2 separate regions of the Homo sapiens genome follow, and region 1 is linked to region 2. Evidence: read pairs that join two places in POLR2A ChIA-PET (ENCODE). Cell type or tissue: Panc1. All regions are shown on one strand.

Region 1 (4,000 bases), 150 kb before region 2:
AAGGTCATCGATCACACAAGGCAGCTGAAACAGCATGGAACTCATCATAAATAACAGCCTGGTTGGTGTCCCCTTTTCAGAAATGGCAAAAGATCTAATGGACCTTACTCTACTGGGCTTGGCTGAATATACTTTCAAAGAAGTTTAGAAGTATTTCTTGTTATTATTCATTTAAAAATCATTTCCAGGCACAGTGGCACACACCTGTAATCCCAGCACCCTAGGAGGCCAAGGCAGGATCATCACTTGAGCCTAGGAGTTCAAGACCAGCCTGGGCAACATGGCAAGACCCCGTGTCTCTATAAAAAAAAAATTAAAAATTAGCCAAGCGTAGTGGCGCATGCCTGTGGTCCCAGCTACACTGGACTCTGAGACAGAAGGATCGTTTCGGCCGGGAGGTCAAGGCTGCAGTGAGCTGTGTTCACACCGCTGAACTCCAGCCTGTGTGACAGAGCAAGACTCTGTCTCAAAATGTAAAAAGTAAATAAATTTTTTTTTTGAGACGGAGTCTCCCTCTGTCGCCCAGGCTGGAGTGCAGTGGCGCGATCTCAGCTCACTGCAAGCTCCACCTCCCGGGTTCACGCCATTCACCTGCCTCAGCCTCCCGGATAGCTGGGACTACAGGCGCCCGCCACCACGCCCAGCTAATTTTTTGTATTTTTAGTAGAGACGGGGTTTCACCGTGTTAGCCAGGATGCTCTTGATCTCCTGACCTCATGATCCACTCACCTCGGCCTCCCAAAGTGCTAGGATTACAGGCATGAGCCACCACGCCCAGCCAAAAAAAGTAAATAAATTTTAAAAAATCACTTCCTTCTTATTTTCAACTAGATAAATAACTTGGGCACGATCAGTAGCAGGCCCCTATAGTCCCAGCCATTCTGGAAGCTGAGGCAGGAGGATTGCTTGAGCCCAGGAGTTCAAGGCCAGCCTAGGCAACATAGTGAGATCCCCATCTCTAATCACTTACACACTTACACACACACACACACACACACTTAAGTCAGCTTGACCAATTTAGAAGCCCAAGAAGAGCTGATAATAGTCTCTTCTATCTCAACCTCACTAAAAAGCCATTTACATACTTGTACCTCACTATTCTCACAATAAACATAAGTAACTACCCATGAGGGCAAAGTCAGTATGAGCAATTAAGTATAAGATTCCATGACATGGTCTATATCAGTGTTCCTTTGAATATCATCTGTAGCTTTCTGTTCAACATGGTAATATATTTTTTAACATTTCCAAATCTTTCTGCCATAGGTTGACCAATTTGTCTCCTCCTTGGAAAAACTCAATTTAACTCCTCTTGCCACCTCTCAAAACAGAAAATGCAGGTGGTTTTATAGAAATACTTTTTTTTCTTTTCTTTTTTTTTTTTGAGGCACAATCTCGCTCTTGTCGCCCAGGCTAGAGTGCAGTGGTGCAATCTCGGCTCACTGCAACCTCCGCCTCCCGGGTTCAAGCGATTCTCCTGCCTCAGCCCCTGAGTAGCTGGGATTACAGGTGCCCACCACCACAAACAGCTAATTTTTGTATTTTCAGTAGAGACGGGGTTTCGCCATGTTGGCCAGGCTGGTCTCGAACTCCTGACCTCAGGTGATCCACCCGCCTGGCCTCCCAAAGTGCTGGGATTACAGGCGTGAGCCACTGCACCTGGCCTAATTGTTGTATTTTTAGTAAAGACAGGGTTTCACCATGTTGGTCAGGCTGGTCTTGAACTCCTGACCTCAGGTGATCCGCCTGCCTCAGCCTCCCAAAGTGCTGGGATTACAGGCATGAGCTACCCAGCCCAGCCAACTTTTTTTTTAACTTCTTTTTTTTGTTTTCTTACTGCCTGTGTAATTGCAGAATATGGAAAGACTTTCTAACTACTGATTCAATTCCTTTACTGGTGATATGAGTGGTCTGGTTTTGTTTCTTCATAAGGCAGTTTGAATAAGCAACATTTTTCTTTCTTTTTTTTTTTTTTTTTTTTTTTTGAGACAGAATCCTGCTCTGTTGCCCAGGCTGGACTGCAATGGTGCGATCTCGGCTCACTGCAAGCTCCGCCTCCCAGGTTTACACCTTTCTCCTGCCTTAGCCTCTCGAGAAGCTGGGACTACAGGCGCCCGCCGGAACGCCCGGCTAACTCTTTTATTTTTAGTAGAGACGGGGTTTCACCGTGTTAGCCAGGATGGTCTCCATCTCCTGACCTCATGATCTGCCCGCCTCGGCCTCCCAAAGTGCTGGGATTACAGGCGTGAGCCACCGCGCCCGGCCAAGAAACATTTTTCTAAGAATATTTAGCACTTCTATCTGGGCGTGGTGATGTGAACCTGTAATCCCAGCTACTCCGGAGGCTGAGGTAGGAGAATCGCTTGAACCCTGTAGGAGGCGGAGCCTACAGTAAGCTAAGATCACACCACTGCACTCTAGCCTGGGCAAAAGAGTGAGACTCCGTCTCAAAATAATAATGATAATAATAATAATAATAATAAAATTAAGGTCAGGAGCGGTGGCTCATGCCTGTAATCCTAGCACTTTGAGAAGCCAAGGCAGGCAGATCACAAGGTCAAGAGATCAAGACCATCCTGGCCAACATGGTGAAACTGTCTGTACTACAAATGTACAAAAATTAGCTGGGCGTGGTGGCACATGCCTGTAGTCCCGACTATTCAGGAGGCTGAGGCAGAGGCAGAAGAATCGCTTGAACCCGGGAGGCAGAGGTTGCAGTGAGCCAGAGATCATGCCACTGCACTCCAGCCTGGCAACACAGTGAGACTGTCTCAAAAAAATAAATTAATTAAAAAAAATAAGGCAGGGCGCAGTGGCTCACGCCTGTAATCCCAGCACTTTGGGAGGCCGAGGCGGGCGGATCACCTGAGGTCAGGAGTTCGAGACCAGCTGGACCAACATAGAGAAAACCCGTCTCTACTAAAAATATAAAATTAGCCAGGCGTTTTGGCACATGCCTGTAATCTCGGCTAGTCGGGAGGCTGAGGCAGGAGAATCGCTTGAACCTGGAAAGCAGAGGTTGCGGTGAGCAGAGATTGTGCCACTGCACTCCAGCTCGGGCAAAAAGAGCAAAACTGCGTCTCAAAAAAAAAAAAAAAATCAAGAAAAAGACACTAGTACCCGAACACCAGCTTAAGAGCAAGTCAAAACTCTAACCAGTCCCACTTTTTAAAGGTCTCTGTTCCTCCTGCAATAGCAGGTAGTAACCAACTCGGATGACGTCAGTGTTGTAGAGACCATTTGTAATAGTGAGATATCCCCAAACAAAGGATGTAGATCATAAGGCAGAAAGTATCTCAATGTTTTAGGATCCTACTATTCTTTCAGAATCATACACGACAACTAAATCAGGATTATATATTTAAGACTGAACAAAAATGTGTCCATGTACTGTAAATAGCAATTTTTAAAAAATTGCTCCTTTTCTTTCTTCTCTCTTAAAATCCTGAAGTTTCTGTATATCTTTGCAGATCATTCCCTACCAGACTAAATTTATAACGAGTTTATGGGGCCAGGAGAACATTACTGGACAAAATTAAGTTTATGAGAATTAGGTGAGAATATAGAAAAAGGGAAGGTAGAGAGACAATAAAATGACAATGCTACTACAGTCCCTAGAGCATAATATTGGAGGGAAATTGATGACGAAAGGTGAATTAAACATTCATTTCACAGGATCAGAACTCATTTGTCTCACATTTCAAATGTACACATGAAAAACTAAGTGTGAGGATTCATTTGACCTAATTACTGAAATTCTTTACAAAACACTAATATCAACTCAACCCCAAAGAATAAAACCCCAGATTACACATTATCATTCCGACGACTGAAGTCTAACCGGCAGAAAGTTGGCCTCGTAACACAAAATGAAAAACCAAGGCTCAATCTCTTCCTGTTCTCTGAAGAAATCATCTCATTGGAAAGAAAACAGAAAGGGAGCGACCAGTTTCCTAGGTCTGTGCTACTTAAGTACCCCATCCTCCCAGTAATCACCAAT
Region 2 (4,000 bases):
TGTGGGAAGCCCATCTTCACCCTGCCTGCCATCAAATGCACACAGAGAACAGAGTGCAGCCCTGTCGTGAAGGTAGAGGTGTCTGTGTGTGGAAGGGTTGACATGTCCCACATCCACCGCAAACCATGTCTTCTTTTATTTTTTATTTTTTGAGACAGAGTCTCGCTCTGTAGCCCAGGCTGGAATGTAGTGGCAGCGGTTTTGGCTCACTGCAACCTCTGTCTCCAAAGTTTCAGCAGTTCTCCTGCCTCAGCCTCCTGAGTAGCTGGGATTACAGGCACGCGCCACCACACCCAGCTAATTTTTTATTATTAGTAGAGACAGAGTTTCACCATGTTGGCAAGGCTGGTCTCGAACTCCTAACCTCAGGTGATCTGCCTTCCTCGGCCTCCCAAAGTGCTGGGATTCCAGGCGTGAACCACCGCGCCTAGCCACAGACCACGTCTTCTTCCGTGACAATTTACGGTTCCTGACTCAAGGATGACTACCTCTCCCAGCACTTTGGAAGGCTGAGGCAGGAGGATTACTTGAGCCCAGGAGTTCAAGACCAGCCTGGGCAACAATAGTGAGACTTTGTTTCTACCAAAAAAAAAAAAAAAAAAAAACCGCTGGATGTGTGGCACGCGCCTGTAGTCCTAGCTCCTTGGGAGGCTGAGGTGGAAGGTTCTCTTGAGCCTGGGAGGTCAAGGCTACAGTGAGCCAAAATCATGCCACTGCACTCCAGCCTGGGAGTGCAGGACCCCGTCTCAAAAACAAAAAATGGGCCGGGCGAGGTGGCTCACGCCTGTAATCCCGGCACTTTGGGAGGCCGAGGCAGGAGGATCATGAGGTCAGGAGATCAAGACCATCCTGGCTAACATGGTGAAACCCCGTCTCTACTAAAAATACAAAAAATTAGCTGGGCGTGGTGGAGGGCACCTGTAGTCCCAGCTACTTGGGAGGCTGAGGCAGGAGAATGGTGTGAACCCGGGAGGTGGAGCTTGCAGTGAGCTGAGATCGCACCGCTGCACTCCAGCCTGGATGACAGAGTGAGACTCCATCTGAAAAAAAAAAAAAAAAAAAAAGTTGACTACTTTTGGGAGCTCCAAATCTAAGAAGCAGGCTATGAGAAAATGGGCCTAAAGCCTCCTCAAATCCATAGCAAATCAGGCAGGGTGGTCATGTCATTACTCCCAAGACAGAAACAGATTTTCTCCTGTCCCAGTATTGATACATTTCTTTCCACTGGGCTTTTCCTGTATTTAAGTGATGTGTTTTTGTTTTTAACACAATTATAATCCTACTGTACATGTAAGATTATGCGCTTTCATTTAACATTGTACTATGATGATGTTTTCCATGTTTTTTAAGTTTTTCATAAAGTATAACTTTTGTTGGTTGTATCACAATCTTTTTTTTCTTTTTTGAGATGAGATCCTCCTCTGTTGCCCAGTGGCAGTGCAGTGGCATGATCACGATTTATTGCAGCCTTGACGGCCCAGACTCATGCAATTCTCCCACCTCAGCTTCCTGAATAACTGGGACCACAGGTGTGTACCACCATGCCTGGCTAATTTTTATTTTATTATTTGTAGAGATGAGGTTTTCCTATGTTGTCCAGGTTGGTCTCCAACTCCTGGGATCAAGCAATCCTCCCGTCTCAGCCTTCCAAACTGCTTGGATTACAGGCATGAGCCACTGCACCTGGCTCATAATGATTTTTAAAGCTTATTTGTATTAAGATATAATTCACATAACATTAAAAAACATCAAAAAACTGTATGTTTAAAAATATACAGCTTCGTGGGGTTTGTTTAGTATATTGTGCAATCATCACCGCTATCCAATTCCAGAGCTTTTTTTTTTTTTTTTTTTGAGACAGAGTTTTGCTCTTGTTGCCCAGGCTGGAGTGCAGTGGTACCATCTTGGCTCGCTGCAACCTCCGCCTCCCAGCTTCAAGCAATTCTCCTGCCCCTGCCTCCCGAGGGTGGGGAGGGATTACAGGCACCCGCCACCACATGAAGCTAATTTTCAGATTTTTGGTAGAGACAGGGTTTCACCCTGTTGGCCAGGCCAGTCTCGAACTCCTGACCTCAAGTGATCCACCCGCCTCGGCCTCCCCAAGTGCTGGGATTACAGGTGTGAACCACTGCACCTGGCCAGCACCATCTTATTAATACATTCCCACCAGCGAGGTCTGCGGTTCCAGTTTCTCGCCATCCCCGCTGACACTCGATGTTTTTTCTTTGGTGGATGCTCACATGCTTCTGCATGAGCCTTTTTCCCTCCTTTCCCCACGCCTCAGTTCTGGAGTCACCGTCTCTCTGAAGTCTCTCCTGACCCCATCCAAGTCGGCCTCCCCTCTGCTCTCCTTGCCCCGCTGCCTTCTGGGATGGATTACTGCTCAGTATCTGCCACGGTATCTCCGGCTTCCTGAGGGCTGGTGTTTGGTAACTTTCTTATGCATCTCTGTCTCCAGCACCTGGGCCTGTGTTCGACGGCTCAGTAGACACTAGAGTGCAGGGATGGAGATGACACACCACCCAGCATGGCTCAGAGTGAAGTGATTTCCCCCTTCCACATCCTCATCTGCCTCCACCCCATGAAAGTATTTATAGACAGGGAATCGTGGGAGTGGAGAACTACGTACGTAGCAGGGTTGAGTAGAGAAAGATGGGAAATGTCCACAGACGTCTTTTCTTTGCTCCCCTTTGCGGTGGGGATTCTGGAGATGTCAGGGACTGTGGGGATTGGCTGCTTGGTAGGCAGACATGAATGATGGGGTATCAGGACTAGATTCAGCTGCCCTGAAAGTGACAGAGCCCCACAATAGTGGCTTGAATTCATCAAAGTCCACAGTAAGCTCACCAGGGCTGGTTCAGCCACTGTCTCCATCAACTTCCCAGGAGCAGAGCACTGGCCCCTTCCAGCCCACCATGCCACAACCCTTAGGGCAGAAGGACCCAACCCAGTACGGGTCTGTGGCCTGTAAGGAGCTGGGCCCCACAGCAGGAGATGATGGCGGGCGAGCAAGCATTACCGCCTCCTGTCAGATCAGCGGCGGCACTAGATTCTCACAGGAGCACGAACCCTACGTGAACTGCGTACGCGAGGGATCTAGGTTCCACGCTCCTTATGAGAATCTAATACCTGATGATCTGAGGTGGAACAGTTTCATCCCAAAACCGTTCCCCCTCCACCGTGGGAAATTGTTTTCCATGCAACCGGTGACAAAAAGGTTGGGGACCGCTGCCCTAGGGTGTGGCCATCAGTGTCAGCAGCCAGAGCTCCAGACATCACATGGGTAGTGAAGCAACAGGATGGAGACATGATTGCAAGAGAAAGGGGTTCCAGGAAGGTTATCTGGGGCCGTCATATGAAAATTTTACTTGAATCCTATTGGCCAGAGCTGAGTCACATGGCTGCACCTAAATGTCAGTAGCTGGGACAGGTGGTCTTTACTCTGGGTAGTCATATGCAAGCTAAAAATTGGGTATTCTCTGGCTGGGCATGGTGGCTCACACCTGTAATCCCAGCACTTTGGGAGGCCGAGGTGGGTGGATCACTTAAGGTCAGGAGTTCAAGACTACCTTGGCCAATACGGTGAAACCCCGTCTCTACTAAAAATACAAAAATTGGCTGGGCGTGGCGGTGGGTGCCTGTAATCCCAGCTACCTGGGAGGCTGAGGCAAGAGAATTGCTTGAACCCGGGAGGCGGAGGTTGCAGTGAGCCAAGATTGTGCCACTGCACTCCAGCCTGGATGAAAGAGTGAGACCTTGTCAATAATAATAATAATTGGGCATTTTCCTACTATGGAAGAAGAGGGGGGAAGGTGGCAGAAAACATGTCTGCCCAGATGGATAGATGAAGAGAAACATCTATTGAGGAAGTATATGATTCCTCTGGCATTAGGCTGGATATTTTATTTTATTTTATTTTTCCAGATGGAGTTTCGCTCTTGTCGCCCAGGCTGGAGTGCAATGATGCGATTCGGGTCACTGCAACCTCCGCCTCCTGGAT

Evidence for each region. ChIA-PET counts read pairs that join two places held together with the same protein. Peaks named below come from ENCODE experiments on the same cell type or tissue, not always from the same donor. Only the 100,000 strongest peaks of a DNase experiment are listed, where the experiment ranks them.
Region 1: POLR2A ChIA-PET joins it to region 2 with 5 read pairs; 6 of 35 experiments call an interaction of 5 or more read pairs at or near these places.

What each region holds. Positions count from the first base shown.
Region 1 is chr17:75,148,887-75,152,886 of GRCh38, forward strand. The region is part of intron 1 of JPT1 (Jupiter microtubule associated homolog 1); the gene reads right to left. LOC107985034 (a long non-coding RNA gene) reads left to right here. Exons shown (of 2, transcript XR_007065907.1): 2 at 1-147. Among named protein-coding and RNA genes, the nearest start is that of JPT1, 3.6 kb to the right of the region's middle. In Panc1, no CTCF peak of the experiment used is centred here; no DNase peak of the experiment used is centred here; H3K4me3 peaks cover 2,035 bases; H3K27ac peaks cover 1,471 bases.
Region 2 is chr17:75,298,685-75,302,684 of GRCh38, forward strand. No RefSeq gene overlaps it. Among named protein-coding and RNA genes, the nearest start is that of SLC25A19, 11 kb to the left of the region's middle. RefSeq lists an enhancer at 2,485-2,985. In Panc1, no CTCF peak of the experiment used is centred here; no DNase peak of the experiment used is centred here.